Linked DNA regions of Mus musculus: region 2 is linked to region 1. A link is a loop called in an ENCODE intact Hi-C map of the cell type or tissue named here. Cell type or tissue: left cerebral cortex. All regions are shown on one strand.

Region 1 (8,000 bases):
AAATGGGGACTTTTTTCTAAATGCTTGACTTTAGGAAAAGGACTTTCCTGGGGGGCTGGGGGAAACCAGACAGGTACCTACACAGATAAGTCAAGACAGTCCACAGGAGAGATTTGTCCAGAAGGAGCCCCCCAAAAGCTAGAAAAAACAAGGCAGGTGGTTCCCCTAAGCCTTTTCAGGGGAGTGTGGTCCTGCTGACAGGACTTCCAGACTCTAGAACTATGAGATAATCGATTCTCTGTTTTGGTAAAGAGACTATCATTCCTCTGCTTTCAGGATAATTTGCTAAGTCACCCTTACACAACCAACAAAAAGAGTTAACTGTACGTGATTGTGTCGTCCAGGGAAGAGAGAGAGTCCCACCCGAGAAACTAATGTCTCCTAGTTTAGATTTACAAATGCAGACTTTGAGACGCTGTTAAGACGTCAAAAGCTACCTTGGGATTGCATAAAGACTCTACAACCTACGCTATTACCATTATCGTTTGCTGGGGGTGGGGAGGGGGGTCGTGCCTCATTTACTCCATTTGCTCATTTGCTCCTCATTTGCCTCCTGGGTAGCAAATGGGTTTAAGCTCTGCCAGTGGCACAGCAAAGCTCCGCTCCTTCTTAGCGATGCTTCAGCTCAAAGTTCCTGGTACAAAGTTCTATTTGTATTTCTTCACCTCGGGCTGATTCCAAGTTCATATCCACCCCGAAAGTCTACATCAGACCTACCCAGGGAGATCCTAGGGGAGGCACAATCCTCCCCGCCCCACCCCTCCGCCCTGCCTCTCCCCTACCCCACACAGGAATCGGTTCGAAGAGAAAGTCCGCCACCTTGTGGACACTCACAGTTCCAACAGCCTAACCCTTAAATACCGAAGTCAAGATTAGGAGAGAAGTGGTTTTTAAATCTTCTGTCCTCCCACGTCCTTTATCTTATTAGTGCAAAGGGACAAGGCTATGGGTGGGAAGATCCTTCCGTCTTCAAGATAGCTAAGAGGCAAGCAAAGTGATATCAAGCACGTCCCGAGGGATCTGCTCTATGGCCTTTGGAGAAATGAGACCACGTCTACAGATGAACCCTTAAGCCTCCCCGGGTCATGGAAGAAAAGCAGTATTTCCTGAAAAGTTTTTCTATGTGTCTCAAAACCCTCTAGGAGGCTTCTCCGTGCCCTCGGAAAAGCCCAACTTCAGCCACACTTACTCCTGTTTTCCTACCTTCCAACAACTGTTCTCACTATATTCGTCACCACTACAGGTGGCCTGGTGGCCTTGGGGACCAGGTCCTCCTCACGCATGCTCTTTTCTGCCTTGAGCATGGCTCCATGTAGACTTCCCCACTTGCACTCATTCACATTTTAGTCAGGAAAATTCTAAGGACCCTTGGGAAAGGTCAGAGTCCTGACTGTGCACATTTCCACAGAGGCCGTCTCTGGGCCGTCCCCGCTATCCTGCCCACTGAGATCACCCGCTTATTTCTCTAATTGTGTTTAGTTCTCAGACTCCGACAATCAGCTCAGTGCCAGACACGTGGGAAGTCCTGTATATTTAGTAAATGGATGAAGAAAATGGTCCAATGTGCTTCATACCCATAACCAGCGTAAGATGGTTAGACATACGCTGTCCATCCAGGGACCAGGGAGGATGGGGCAGTAAAATCTCTTCTCTTTCCAGTGACATGTGGGGACATCTGAGGAGCATTCTTTAGGTCAGATGCCTTTCATTGGCCATCAATTTTAATTTGCCTTCAAGTGTTCACAATGGGAGCTAAATTTTGCAAACACTCCAAATCAGAGTCCAGGCAGGCTTTGCAGGGGCACGCCCGGCTTGCTAGACTATCTTGCCCTTCACTGGTTTTAGATACTTCAGGAGAAGCCCGTGTGATTCAGTGTAGACTCCCCCAACCATCCTCTCTATATTCTGTTCTTCTAGCAATGGCAGTTTCTTCTGGTCCTCTCTCCTCTGCTTGTAGATGGAGCCTTCTCCTGTGGCCTCACAGAGTCCTTTCTCTCCCTCTGTGTCCTGGGTACCTCTTCCCACAGGGACACCAGTCTATTGGAATAGAGTTCATCCTTGTGGCCTCGTTTAAAAAAAAAAATGTTCTTTTTAGCTGGAGAGACGGCTCAGAGGTTAAGAGCACTGACTGCTCTTCTAGAAGTCCTGAGTTCAAATCCAGCAACCACATGGTGGCGCACAACCAACTATAATGATATCTGGCGCCCTCTTCTGGCATGCAGGCAGAATGCTGTCTGCATAAATAAAAAATGTTCTTTCACTATTAATATTGTTAATTATTATTATTATTATTATCATCATCAGTGTGAGTGTGTGTGTGTGTGTACACGTGTGTGTGTGTGTTTGAGGGCACATCAAGGATGTGTGGGGGTGGGTGGGAGTGGCCAGATTCCTCCTGTCTTTTCACACGGATCAAACTGAGGTAGGTAGCTTTGTGTTGCAATTGCTTTACATCTTACCAGCCCATGACCTCATTTTAACTTAACCACCTCTTTAAAGGCTCCAAAAAAATGGGGCTACAGGGGTGGGGGCAGGGAGTGGGTGGGTAGGTAATCCCGCCCACAGCGCTCTCCACTTTAGCTTCTTTCTTTCCACGCAGAGGCGAAGCACTGAAGGTGACCTTGCCTTATCCGCATTCGAGGCTGATTAGTGAGGGAGACCGGAAGAGGAGCCACACCCAATATTAGTAAAAGTAGTTGGTGCCTGCTTCTCCAAGACCCCCAAGCTCCCTTTCTCTCTCTCTCTCTCTCTCCTTTTTAAGAGTTTTTATTTCTATGAGTACACTGTCGCTGTCTTCAGACACACCAGGAGAGGGCATCAGATCCCATTACAGATGGTTGTGAGCCACCATGTGGTTGCTAGGAATTGAACTCAGGACCTCTGGAAGAGCAATCAGTGCCCTTAACTGCTGAGCCATCTCTCCAGCTCCCCACCCCCACCCCCACCCCGGTGTTCCCTTTTCTGAGGAAGGAATTCCATTCTTGTGCTATGCCAGGCACCCAGCAGATGATATTCCCCAAACAAGGAGTTCCTTCAGTTTAAACCAGAGATTCTCAACCTTCTGAATGCTGTGACCCTTTAATACAGTTTCTCATGTTATGGTTGTTGGTATTCTGTCTGGACTCCACCCCCACAGTTACCTGGCAACAGCCAGGTAGGCCTGGCCCACTATAAAAGGGGCTGCTTGGCCCCTCTTCTCTCTCTTACTCTCTTACTCTCTTGCCTCTTGCTTCTTGCCCCTTGCTCCCTCTTTCTCCCCATTCACTTCCTTTCTCTCCACGTGGTCATGGCCGACCTCTACTTCTCTACCCTCTCTCTCTTTGCCTTTCCCTGCCTCTACTGCCCTCTTTACTCCCCTCCTTGCGCCCTAAATAAACTATTCCATACTATACTGTTGTGTGGCTGGTCCCTCAGAGGGAAGGGATACCTTGGCATGGACCCACGGAGACATCTCCTTCCCCACACCCTGCCAGAACATATTCTTATAGCTCTTTCTTTTTTTATGATCACAACAAAGGTGGCCCTCAACCATAAAATTATTTTTGTTGCTATTCATAATTGTAATCTTGCTACTGTTATAAATCATAATGCAAATCTGCTTTCTGGTGGTCTTAGGGGAACTCTATGAAAGGGTCCTTTGGCCCCCTCGAAGGGGTCGCGACCCACAAGTTGAGAAGTGCTGCTCTAAAGGCTGCCCTTGAATGGAAAACACTTCTGAGAAGTTGATCTTTTTCTTCTTTTAGTTAAAAGGAAAGCAGAACAGTCAGGCACCCAAAATGCAGGATTTGAGGTGACAAAGACTATTTAGAATAACAATGATTCGGTCTATGCATGTGTAAATGAGCCCAAAGAAGAGCTACTCCGTAGCTTACACAACAGGAAACTGGCTGAAATAAGTGAGCAGAGAGCTGCCAATACTTCCAAGTCTTCCCTTTCTAAGAAATGCATAGCAAATGAGTGTTGGAAACGTTGGTTTTGCAGATGGGTTAGAAATATAAATATGTATAATACATAAATAAATATCTTATATGATGAGAGCACGTGAAGGTAAAGGGAGCTGCCTCTGGAACTCACTTCAGAAATGTCGCAATGTTTTCCTCCCTCTGGAAGCACGGGAGCTTTAAAAAGAAGCACTTAAATACTAATTCCAGCACTATTTAGGACTATGAATGTGTAAATGAGACCAGACTGTGAGTTTGAAGTTAGTGTGTTTTATATAGTGAGTTCCAGGACAGCCACTGGACCCTTTCACAGAAAACGGAAAAACAAAAACAAAAACAAAACCTAACCAGAACACGCGCGCTAGCGCGTCCTTTTTCTTTTCCTTTCTCTTCTTCATTTGCGTTTCTGGTTTGTTCTGTTGTGTTTGTTTTGTTTCTTTCATTTGCTTTGTTTGTTTGTTTGTTTGTTTGTTTTGTTTTGTTTTTTCGAGACAGGGTTTCTCTGTGTAGCCCTGGCTGTCCTGGAACTCACTTTGTAGACCAGGCCTGCCTCTACCTCCCGAGTGCTGGGATTAAAGGCGTGCGCCACCACGCCCGGCTTCATTTGCTTTTTTAATGAGAGAAAGAATAAGGGAAAAGAAAGGCACATGCCAATGATACACTTTATCCACTAGAGAGCGCCGCAAGACCGTTCTAGACCTGAGGAGGGCGGGGAGGGAAGAAGGGCTCGCCTCGCCCTTGTATCCCCGCTCCCGCTGTCTGAGCCCTGCCCCTTGTCCCTCCCCCACCTACTACGCCCCGCCCCTCCTGGGTACCGCCCCGCTAGCCCAGCCTCGCCCTCTGGCCACGCCCCTCTGGGGCCTGTCCTGCTCCTCCGGCTTCCAGGTCATGGCGCCAGCAGTGGCTACTTGGGCTCCCGGCTTGTGGCGGGCCTGCAACGCACTCATGGCAGCTTTCTTCGCCCTGGCCGCTGTGGTGCAGGTCAGGCGGGCTGAGGAGGGCTGGCAGAGGGACCGCGAAGCCTGGGCGACCAGTTCTCAGGGTGGAGCCGAATTGGGACCCACAGAGTCCTTTCAAGCAGAAAGAACATGGATGAATATGTGTAGTTAGGCAACGCACTCAGAGCTTGACCTAGCGGCCCCGCGTGCAAGTTTGTGCAGCCGGTCACTTAGAAAGGGGCCCAGAACCGCAGCTCTGACACCTTTTCGAATCTTCAGCCTCAGTGAGATGGGTTTTAGCGCCTGGGAGGAAAGTGGAAATAGAATAGACAGCATCCTTACCCTTCCTAGACCTCTTCCTGATCATCCTCAGGGTGACTGCCCTCGTATCTTGGGACCTAGGATTTTCATATACACTATAATAGTTCTTAGGAAATCCCAAGCAGTTATTTTCAAAAGATGCATGGCTGGGTGGTTAGATCTACCTGTTGTGTTCAACCGAGAGGAGAGTCCCTGCTGCCATCGGGATGTGCAGACTGCTAAACTAGCTCATGGTGTTATGTACCCTGAGCCCATTGTAGCGCCTAGTTCTTCGCAATGAATAGTAAACACAAGGCCAGACCAGACAGAGGATACATGGATCTAATGTGAGCTAACACCTTGACGTTTTGACATTCTAGGTAAACGATCCAGATGCAGAGTTGTGGGTGGTGAGTATGAGCTACTTGCAAAACGTTCCTCCATTTGACACGACTACACTCTGATCCTGGGACTCTTGTCTAAAACCCAGAAATTAATACCTCTGTGAGCTCATGTCCCTAATTTTTCGCATCGGAGGGGGAAATCACTCTGATCATATAACTGATGGAGATGTGAATTCTGAACTTTCTGTAGACACGAAAGTCTTTCTGCAGAGAGAGCTTATACCAGCGACTCCCACTTCCCATGACTACACCGGGCATGACAGTAAGAGCTCCTGTCTTTGCTAAGGACTTACAACATGCTAGTCATTTGACATACATTATGCTAACCTTTATGACAGCCGTAACAAGGATGTGTGCCGGTTATATCCATCTGTGACTTTTGTTCTCAGACAACAATAGACCGTCTTGGAGGCAGACTGCACAGTATCACTGAGAAACTCATTCTTGGGTTTGGGGACAGTGTTCACTGTATAGAGAGCAGTGAGTGAGAACACCAGGAATGCAGAGCTGAGTTCTAGCCTGGTTTGAATGTTGGTGCAGTAGAACCATGGCCTGAAACTGCTTGTTATCCAGAGTCCCCTCTCCCCAAATTAGATGACCTCCTCAGCATTTTGCTCCATAGCCTGAGTTCACAATCATATCTCATATATCCCCTCAGGAAGCTCCATGTTGATTCTCTAAAAGATGGCTCCAAATAGCCACCAGCACCACCATGCTGCTCTGTGAAACCTGTCTGGGATCCCACAGAACACCTCCTCCCTAAGCCTCGTCCACCTCCTGACTGACCCAGCAATTTCTGTTCTCAGCAGAGCTACTAGGCATCTTCACTCAATACCTGTTGCCTTTAACATCACTGCCCTGAGATGCTGTCAAAAGTAAAAAAAGAATTCAGCAGCATCCATTCTAGGCATAGGTACATGCACAGTGCCTGAGTACCCTACCTTTGCTCGTTCCCACTCAGCCCTCCCTTACTTCCCCTGAAGACAGCCTTATAACTCTTCTATCTGCCTCCTGCCTCCTCTGCCTCTACAACACTGTCCGCTTTCAAACCCTTTGTTGTTTCCCAAGCTAAGTCGGAGCTCCTCCATTTGGTCTTTAGCCCCACCATAGCATGGCCCATCCCACATTTCCAGCATTGTCTTTGGAGTCTAGTCCAGAAATGATGGCAAATGGGCCTTGCCCCTAGCCTGCCTGCTGCTGTGTGCCCAGGCTCCCAGGACTGTCTCAGATGCCATCTCAGTCGCTCTGCCTCTTTCCAGGAGGATCTGACCATCCTTCCTGATCTCTTATTGTAGCAATAACTCCTTTGGCTGATGCTCTGGGCAGCCAGCTTCCAGAAGGACAGGGACATGGTCTCCATCTTCTTAGGAGCCTTGTATAAAGTTTCCTCGTAAAGATCCTCCCGAGGGAAGTACAGAAGGAATGGATGCACAGATGAACAGTACTATGTTGCTTTCTGCACTTTGGAAACTAGGTCTTCGCCCAGCTCCTTCCCACAGTCCCTGCTGTACCTTGTTCATGGAGGCTACTTGCATCACAGAGGCAAATACTGGGATGTGGATTATAACAACAGGTTATAGAAATACAGAACATATCACGTAAGAAACGAAGCGTTCCATAATTAAAGAAAGAAAGAAAGAAAGAAAGAAAGAAAGAAAGAAAGAAAGAAAGAAAGAAAGAAAGAAACTCTGGTGGTCACTTGGTGGTCAAGAGTGGCATGAAGGAATAGGGCTTTCTCTTCTCAGCCTTCCTCATGTTTATTGAATAGCTTCTGCAGCTGCAGACCTCTCTAAGCCCCAGAGGAGTATACCCAATGCGTGAGGAGTCAAAGCAGGAGCGAGATAGGTTTCCTCCTGGGCTTCCATCCCTCCAGTTACAGACAAAATGTTTCCCAAGAAGTCCCTTGGACAGGTGGCATTTGGTTTGCACAAATCAGCATGCCGTGTTGTTATTAGAGTCTCGGTGTGATTTATATGCAACCATACCTTGTTAAAATGCCTTGTATGGCATTAACTTGGCCCTGGGAGACACCGCCTTACCTATATTCCTGGACATGACCATTTTTGCAATGGATGAGAATTAGGGACAAGTCCAGGGTACTCAATGACTTTACAAATTAAATTCTGTTAAGTGGATACTATGATACCTTTAGTTTTTCCATTGGTTAAAAATAATAATAATAATGAAGGACTGGCAAAATGACTCAGTGGGTAAAGTTGCTTGCCCAGAAGCCTAAAGCCTGATTTTGGTCCTAGGGACCCATGAAGAGAATGGACTCCACAGAGGTGTCCTCTGACCACTACCACTTAGATCCTACACACATGCATATACACAGATGCACACGCATTCATTCATAAATTAATAAGCTAACTGCATTTACTAAATCCCAAAAGTATCAGAAGAGAACATTATAAGTG
Region 2 (8,000 bases), 77 kb after region 1:
GAAGCAGAGGAACTTTGACAAGGTGCAGGGACGCTCCGTGCTGGCTGAGCTCCGTGGCGTGGGCACGTTGTGGGGGCTGGAGGAGGAAGGAGAGGCTCCCTGCTCTGCCCTTCTTTAGCATGGAGGCCTTAAAAAAATTCCCCGAACTTCACTAGCAATTTGTTTCTCCATTGTGACATGGACTGAGAATGGGATGGGACAGAAGTCCCTTGAGAGGATTGTTGTAGCAATGAGACAGTTTCCACCAGGACACGATCTTTTCCATCGCTCATACTTGTGCCTTTATGTGGCTGAAGCTCCATCTTAGGTCCCTCCCTGTGACACACAGGCATGGTTTGAACCAGTGCTTTAATGAAATCCTTCCCTTCAGGGCTATTTTTTTTTTTTTTTTTTGGTATTAGGAAAAGAGTGATCGTGTCTCGCTAATTCCTTCTTTAAGAATTCATTTGTGGGGCTGGCGAGATGGCTCAGCGGGTAAGAGCACTGACTGCTCTTCCAAAGGTCCTGAGTTCAAATCCCAGCATCCACATGGTGGCTCACAACCATTCATAATGAGATCTGATGCCCTCTTCTGGTGTGTCTGAAGACAGCGACAGTGTACTTACATATGATAAATAAATAAATTTTTTAAAAAAGGAATTCATTTGTCTTCTGGATATGGCAGCAGTTACTGATTGATTATCTAGAATAAGCTAATGGAATAACATCTTTGCTTATTCAGTGATCTAGACCAGGCAATGGTAGAGAACCCTAACTCTGAGAGTAGCCACTTCAGGGGTGACATTCTGTTAGATGCTTGGCAGAGAGTTCACTGACAGAACCTCTCCACGATGCTGCTGCAGGTGCTAGCTGAGTGGAAGACGAAGTGTGAGGAGAGCCAAGCCGAGCTGGAGGCAGCTCTCAAGGAATCCCGGTCCTTGAGCACTGAGCTCTTCAAACTGAAGAATGCCTATGAAGAAGCCTTGGATCAACTTGAAACCGTGAAACGGGAGAATAAGAACTTAGAACGTAAGCCTTTCCGAACTGTCCGAGGTTGTGGGAAACCCTTCTTGTCACCCATCGTGGCCAGAGTGTGTGAGGGTGGATGAGACTCTGTTATTCAAGCTCCTCTACATGGGTCTGCTGATGCACCAATAGAAACTGTTCACTGTTGACAAGTTGGTTTTTCTTAAAGATCTATCTATCTATCTATCTATCTATCTATCTATCTATCTATCTATCTAATTTATATGGGTACGTTCTCTTCAGACACACCAGAAGAGGGCATGAGATCCCATTGCAGATGGTTGTGAGCCACCATGTGGTTGCTGGGAATTGAACTCAGGACCTCTGGAAGAGCAGTCAGTGCTTTTAACCGCTGAGCTATCTCTCCAACCCAGCAAGTTGTTGTTTTGAGTCTCTATACTATGTCTTAGCTCTGAGAAGCAGAGGTCTTTAGAGTTACAGAGAGCTAACGACAGGCATCTAGTGGGCGCTTCACATTCCCAGGAGCCTGTGCAGAGGCAGGCGTTCAGATGCAATGCGAGCTCATTTCATTGCAGAAGAGATAGCAGATCTCACTGAACAGATTGCCGAGAACGGTAAAAGCATCCATGAGCTAGAGAAATCCAGAAAACAGATGGAGCTGGAGAAGGCTGACATCCAGATGGCGCTGGAGGAAGCAGAGGTGAGGATGGGTTGGGAGGCAGCAGCCAGAACAGGGGCAACAGCGTGGTACCCGAGACGTTCACACTTTATGCTTCTGGAATCATGAACCCAGTGCTCGCTCCTTCCCTATGACTGTGTGCCTGAGTAAGATAATGCCTGTGAGTTGTCTTAAGTTGGAGAAAATCATTATGTTACAATAGGTTTACGGCTGAAAATTTGCAAACCCTTAGCTGAAGTTAGAATAGCTGTAAGGTGCTTCTTGCTCTTAAGTAACTGGAAGATTGTAAATACTTTTGGTTTTTGCACAATCATAAATGATTAACCATAAAATCTTTCACTTCTGCACTAAAGGTAAGTTAGTTTACTTAAAGGTAGTTTTGACTATTATGGAATTTGACTTAGGAATCTCTCCTCAGAGTTCTGCTGACCCAAGGTTGTGTGGTCTGCTCTAGAGCAGCGCAGGACCTGTTCTTTCTTTGCTTTGTCTTTTAAAGGCAGCTCTTGAGCACGAAGAAGCCAAGATTCTCCGGATCCAGCTTGAACTGACCCAGGTGAAATCAGAGATTGATAGGAAGATTGCAGAGAAGGATGAAGAGATCGAGCAGCTGAAGAGGAACTACCAGAGGACAGTGGAGACCATGCAAGGCGCCCTGGACGCTGAGGTGCGCAGCAGGAATGAGGCCATCCGCCTGAAGAAGAAGATGGAGGGCGACCTCAATGAGATCGAGATCCAGCTGAGCCACGCCAACCGCCAGGCCGCAGAGACCATCAAGCACCTCCGGAGCGTCCAGGGACAGCTGAAGGTGGAGGGAGCGTCCTGGGGTGGGGGGACTTTGCCAGTGTCCAGATATGAAAAGACTAGGCCAAGTTTGTGGTCCTTGGCTCTCCTCTTCACACGCTCTTGGCTTCTGTCTAGGACACCCAGCTGCACCTGGATGACGCTCTCCGGGGCCAGGAGGACCTGAAGGAGCAGCTGGCCATCGTGGAACGCAGAGCCAACCTCCTGCAGGCTGAGGTGGAGGAGCTGCGGGCCACGCTGGAGCAGACGGAGAGGGCCCGGAAGCTGGCAGAGCAGGAGCTGTTGGATTCGAATGAGAGGGTCCAGCTGCTGCACACCCAGGTGAGGGCAGGAGGATTGGGGTGTGAGGGTCCACCCCAGACGCACTGTATGACACTCCCTCCTCCTCCCCAGAACACAAGCCTCATCCACACCAAGAAGAAGTTGGAGACTGACCTCACGCAGCTCCAGAGTGAGGTGGAGGATGCCTGCAGGGACGCAAGGAATGCAGAGGAGAAGGCCAAAAAGGCCATCACTGACGTGAGGCTCCTGCTTCCTCCCCACTGTGGCCGCTGATACTGTGTCTCGTTAAAGCCCTCCTTGCCTTTAACCCCACATATGACCGGTAGAAGTCTACCCTCTCAGGACACACATGGTGTCCATGCTGACCCCAGACCATTCCCATCTCCGTTCAAACTCGCCTGTGCCCTCTTGTACTGTTAAAAGCCGCAGGTGGGGGAAAGGCAGGAAAGAGGTCTACTTTTTTTTAATCTGCCCCTGGAGAGGTGTTTCTTTCATTTGCATCTGGAAATGAGACCCTCCGAGGGTGCTATCCTGTCACATGGCTCCTTTCCTCTCTAACTTTCCTGGGTCTCCTCCAGGCTTTCTGATTCTGTCGCTATAATGGCGCCACCTACTGCCTTCTATGGGAATATCACCCCAGTGCTATTTTACTTTCCTTTAGGCGTTACTTCTTGAGTCCCTCCCTGATGGGATTCTACCATCTCAGGTTGATCTCCTCCAAGCCTTAGGCGCTTTTGAAACTGTGTGTTGGTGATGATTACAAAACAAAAACCAAACCAAACAAAGCAAAACCTGGGTTTTGGATAGGTCCAGAGGAAACCAGTTTCAGGATATTGCTTCTCATTCAAGTCCGTGTAGAGTTTATTTTATAAAAATGTATATCTCAGATGTAGCTTTTGCCCTCTTTCAACGTGACACATTCATGACCTCACCCACTGTCCTTTCTGTAAAGCATTTCCTCTGCCCACCGTGGAATGCCGGCTTCCACCGCTGCAAGATCTTTGAAGCCTTGCCCACACGCTTTGCCTTTCAGGCCGCCATGATGGCGGAGGAGCTGAAGAAGGAGCAGGACACCAGCGCCCACCTGGAGAGGATGAAGAAGAACCTGGAGCAGACGGTGAAGGACCTGCAGCACCGTCTGGATGAGGCTGAGCAGCTGGCGCTGAAGGGCGGCAAGAAGCAGATTCAGAAACTGGAGACACGGGTACCTGATGGGCGGGGGTCGGGAGGTGGGGACCTCTGCTTGGCCAAGCCCAGCTTCCCAGCCCCTCGGCTCCCAATCAGGGCTCAGCGCTAGAATAACATCTGCAAACATCTCTCCAGATCAGAGAGCTGGAGTTTGAGCTGGAAGGGGAGCAGAAGAGGAACACAGAGTCTGTGAAGGGCCTGAGGAAGTATGAGCGGCGTGTTAAGGAGCTCACATATCAGGTAGGTGGAAAGATCACCTCTCCGAGGTACAAATACCACTCAAAGCTTGGAATGGGACAGAACATGTGTGCACCCCCAGACTGGCTAGGCCCTATTACAGCACCCCCCCCCCCTTCTTTAACGACATCCCTATGTTCATTTGCAGAGTGAGGAGGACAGGAAGAATGTGTTGAGATTGCAGGATCTGGTGGATAAACTCCAAGTGAAAGTCAAGTCCTACAAGAGGCAGGCTGAGGAGGCTGTAAGTCAGATGCATGCATGGCCTCGCCCATTTCCCACGGGGAGATCCAGGAGGGAATCCTGCAGATTCCACCCGCTGGACTCTTTATCTTTAGGATGAACAAGCCAATGCTCATCTCACCAAGTTCAGGAAAGCCCAGCATGAGCTAGAGGAGGCCGAGGAACGGGCTGATATCGCAGAATCGCAAGTCAATAAACTGCGGGCAAAGACCCGTGACTTCACCTCTAGCCGGGTAAGCTGACCTGGGAATGCCCAAAGAGATACAGACCCTTCAGAGCTGGAAGTTGCTGTAGGGGATCCTCTATTTCCCAGTCAGAGATTCTCAGGCTCAGAGAAAACGTTCTTTACAGTCATCTACCTGGGTGGAGCTTCACTAGAAATACATTTATAATGGGGGGGGGGGTGGACGGGGGGGGGGGAGCGCTGTCTTTTCTGCGCCCTCTGCTGGTATGAGAGAAGCTGTTCCGGAGCACCCTCTAGAGGTGGCTGAAGGTGTCTGCAATTACTGTACCCACAGGCCCATTGTGGCTCCTAGAGGGGACTCGCTCTCTTTGAGGACCAGTTTCTCAGGCATCCTCTCAAAGGACCCCCAAATTCCTTGCATCCCATTGAAATATACAGACAACTCCTTGATGCGTACGGGGAGAGGGGTCCAGGAAGTGTCTCTGCTGCCTGACTTGACTGAGAGCATCCACATTCTCTCTAGATGGTGGTCCATGAAAGCGAGGAGTGAGCAAGACCTCCTGGTGCAGGGCAGAAGATATGCAGAATGTATATTTTCGTGGCTCCTGACAATTCTACTTAATTTCCACGTATCACTTTTCCACATGCAATAAAGTTTGCCTTGTTTCAAGTTGGTTTGTTTTGTCTTGTGCCTTCCTCATTCCCAAAAGGGGAATTTATTCCCCTTTTGGCGATTTTTATGTTGAATGCTGAAATATTAGTAAGCGGATGTCTTCGTAGATTTAAATCGTTGTGTATGTGGTGTGTGTGTGTGTGTGTGTGTGTGTGTGTGTGTGTGCACACGCACCTGTGTGCTTGCTTGCACGGGGGAGGGGGCTAAGCATTGCTTCAGTGGGGTGGGGAGGGAGAGTCTATGAAAGTCATCTATTAATATCATATAAGAGAGACACAAAGATTGGGTTCAGGAACACCTTGTTTCAAACTGGGGAGGATTTCTCTCCGCACATTTTACTGGGGAAATGATGTATCTCAAAGCTGGTAAATAATGCTAGGCTCCATACAAGAGGTGAGTGAATGCCACGGTGTCTGGTCCTGCTGAGAGCTCAGAGGCCTGTGGTAGAGTTCTTGCCTCAGATACACAGGGCTCAGGGTTCAACTCTCAGCACTGCAAACAAACAAACAAACAAACAAACAAACAAACAAACAAGGCATTTTAAAAAGTAAGGAAAGAAAAAGAATCCATTCTGCCCCCCCACCCCCCGCTAAGTCTTGCTATCTTGGGTGCAATCCACCTTATTCCAGAGCCAAATAAACAGACCCCTCACTCATCGCCAAGCGGAAGAGGACAAATGTGGAGAAAGGCAGGATAGCCACCATGTGAACTAGCCAGCAGGACAGAATCCTCTATCCAAGGTCAACTCAACAGGTGGATTGCCATGGGCACACTCATCAGAGGAGGCTGCTGAGTCTCTTTCTTTACTGAGGTCTAGAAGATGTTGGATGACCCAGTTTGACCCAGGTGGGGAGTAAAGTCCAAGGGTCTTTTGACGGTGCTGGGAACCGAGTTGGCATATGTAGGGTTTGCGGCTATGGAAGGAAGGAGGGCGTTGTTCTGGTCAGGTTTGCCTTTTTTGGTGGTTCTGCAATCATCCTTTCTCTAAGAACATGTTGCTTTGATTTGCCGTCACTGCTTCATGGCAATGCCATAGCTGTCAAGAGGTGTGAGAGGCGGCTGTTGCTAAGAGGAAATCATGGCACTGAGAAGAGGTTTGATCTACAGCCCAAGCTGAGGTGGGGCCGGAAGAGCAATGGTCACTCCCCTCTCAGAAGTCAGGAGGGCTGCTGCACACCGCCTTCTGTGGGAAGTGACAATGGAGAAGACAGAGCAAACCTCGTTCCCAGGGATTCTGGGTAGTGAGTGCAGAAGAAACGAGATCTGGGCTGTCACGGTTTTCACACAAAGTAGGAGCCCTTAATGAATTGCTATCAGAAGTAGGAAACAGGTTGCCAGGCATTCTCGGCCTCCTAGATAAGGGCGTGCGCACCTTTGCTTACATAGGAGTCCCCATCAACACCCTACACTGGGCCTGATCAGGCCTCCAGATGGGACTGCTCCCAAGTCAGCAACATAAGATGCAACCGATAAATCTATAGTATGAGGAGCTCGGCTGAACAAATAATAGAGTTTAAAAAATACATTGCATATAAAAATACAGACTAGTAAAAGGACTTATATATTGAGATTTAACAGGCTTTATAAGCCAGTTACACTGTATGGATTTAAAATTTAATGTTGTGCTCTATTTAAAAATGTGTGTGTGTGTGTGTGTGTGTGTACATGCTCAAAGCATGTATGTGGAGGTCAGAAGACAGCTTATGGGAGTCAGTTTTCTTCCACTATATTTGCCTTGGGGACTGAACTCCGGCCATCAAGCTTGGTAGCAAGCGCCTTCACCCATTGAGCCATCTGACTGATCCAAGGAGTTGTTAGGACTGGATTTATATGACAGTTTGTTAAAATATGGGACACAGCATTGAATAGTAACTATTCCCTTTCATCCTTAGGGAAGACTCTGACTCTGTGATTCTTTTTTGGAACCAGTTCTTATATTTTACAAGTCTAGGCTGCATTTATAGATGAGAAAGGAAGGGAAATGGAACAAGTGTTGTTTGAAGTCAGTGTGCTGACAGAACTTAACAATTCACCAAAGAAGCTCTTGATGTGCCTAAATGCAGAATGGACACACACACACACACACACACACACACACATTCACACAAACATACACACATATGCACTACACACACACTCATGCACACACACACTCACACAATACACACACACATACTCTCTTCCACACACACATACACACATACACATACTCACACACACACACACATACACACAAACTCACACATGCACACACAACACACCCTCCTGAAAGTCCCCGAGGCTGTGGGCTCTGCCTTGTCCTCTCACCAGTGAAACATGGCATTGCACACAAGAGCACAGTTCAGTTCTGGAAGCTACCCTGGTGCTAGGCAGCAATTTTGTGAAGGATATAGGTAGAAAAAAAAATCACTTTCCAAGAGTTAGGAATATCATGACTTTTTTTTTTTTTTAAAATGAGTTTGCTTACTCCATAAAGCAAAAGAGACCCTCCGTGATAGAGGCCATCAGCCCTGTTAGTGAACAGAGAAAAATGAGAAGAGGAATCTCCTTCCGAGGGAGGCTCAGGCATGCCACACGAGCCTCAGAAGGGCAGCCCGCTCCGGCAAGGGCGAGCAGGATGACCTCAGTGCTATTATTGAACTCTTACAGTGTACACCGCAGGCACTTTCTCACATCGTTGCATAAAGACTCGATGGTGATGAGACGGGTCTCTTTATACTTGCTCACTACAGAAAAAGACACATGGT

What was found. Peaks named below come from ENCODE experiments on the same cell type or tissue, not always from the same donor. Only the 100,000 strongest peaks of a DNase experiment are listed, where the experiment ranks them.
Region 2: a loop joins it to region 1, with 8 times the contacts of the local background. A loop is called at or near these places in 12 of 42 quality-filtered maps.

The regions. Positions count from the first base shown.
Region 1 is chr11:67,020,350-67,028,349 of GRCm38, forward strand. It overlaps Tmem220 (transmembrane protein 220), which reads left to right and starts at 4,805. Exons shown (of 6, transcript NM_001291042.1): 1 at 4,805-4,922; 2 at 5,560-5,589. The coding sequence starts at 4,830. In left cerebral cortex, CTCF peaks have their summits at 840 (motif pointing left), 2,221 (motif pointing left) and 4,616 (motif pointing right); DNase peaks (open chromatin) are centred at 818, 2,160, 3,945 and 4,681; H3K4me3 peaks cover 1,461 bases; H3K27ac peaks cover 205 bases.
Region 2 is chr11:67,097,037-67,105,036 of GRCm38, forward strand. It overlaps Myh3 (myosin, heavy polypeptide 3, skeletal muscle, embryonic), which reads left to right. Exons shown (of 41, transcript NM_001099635.1): 31 at 1-22; 32 at 843-1,008; 33 at 1,542-1,666; 34 at 2,142-2,450; 35 at 2,564-2,767; 36 at 2,840-2,965; 37 at 3,762-3,932; 38 at 4,052-4,156; 39 at 4,302-4,397; 40 at 4,492-4,629; 41 at 5,104-5,255. The coding sequence ends at 5,130. Mir6923 (microRNA 6923) reads left to right here and starts at 2,768; the gene lies at 2,768-2,839. In left cerebral cortex, CTCF peaks have their summits at 3,337 (motif pointing left) and 4,906 (motif pointing left); DNase peaks (open chromatin) are centred at 948, 1,601, 3,340 and 4,871; H3K27ac peaks cover 1,557 bases.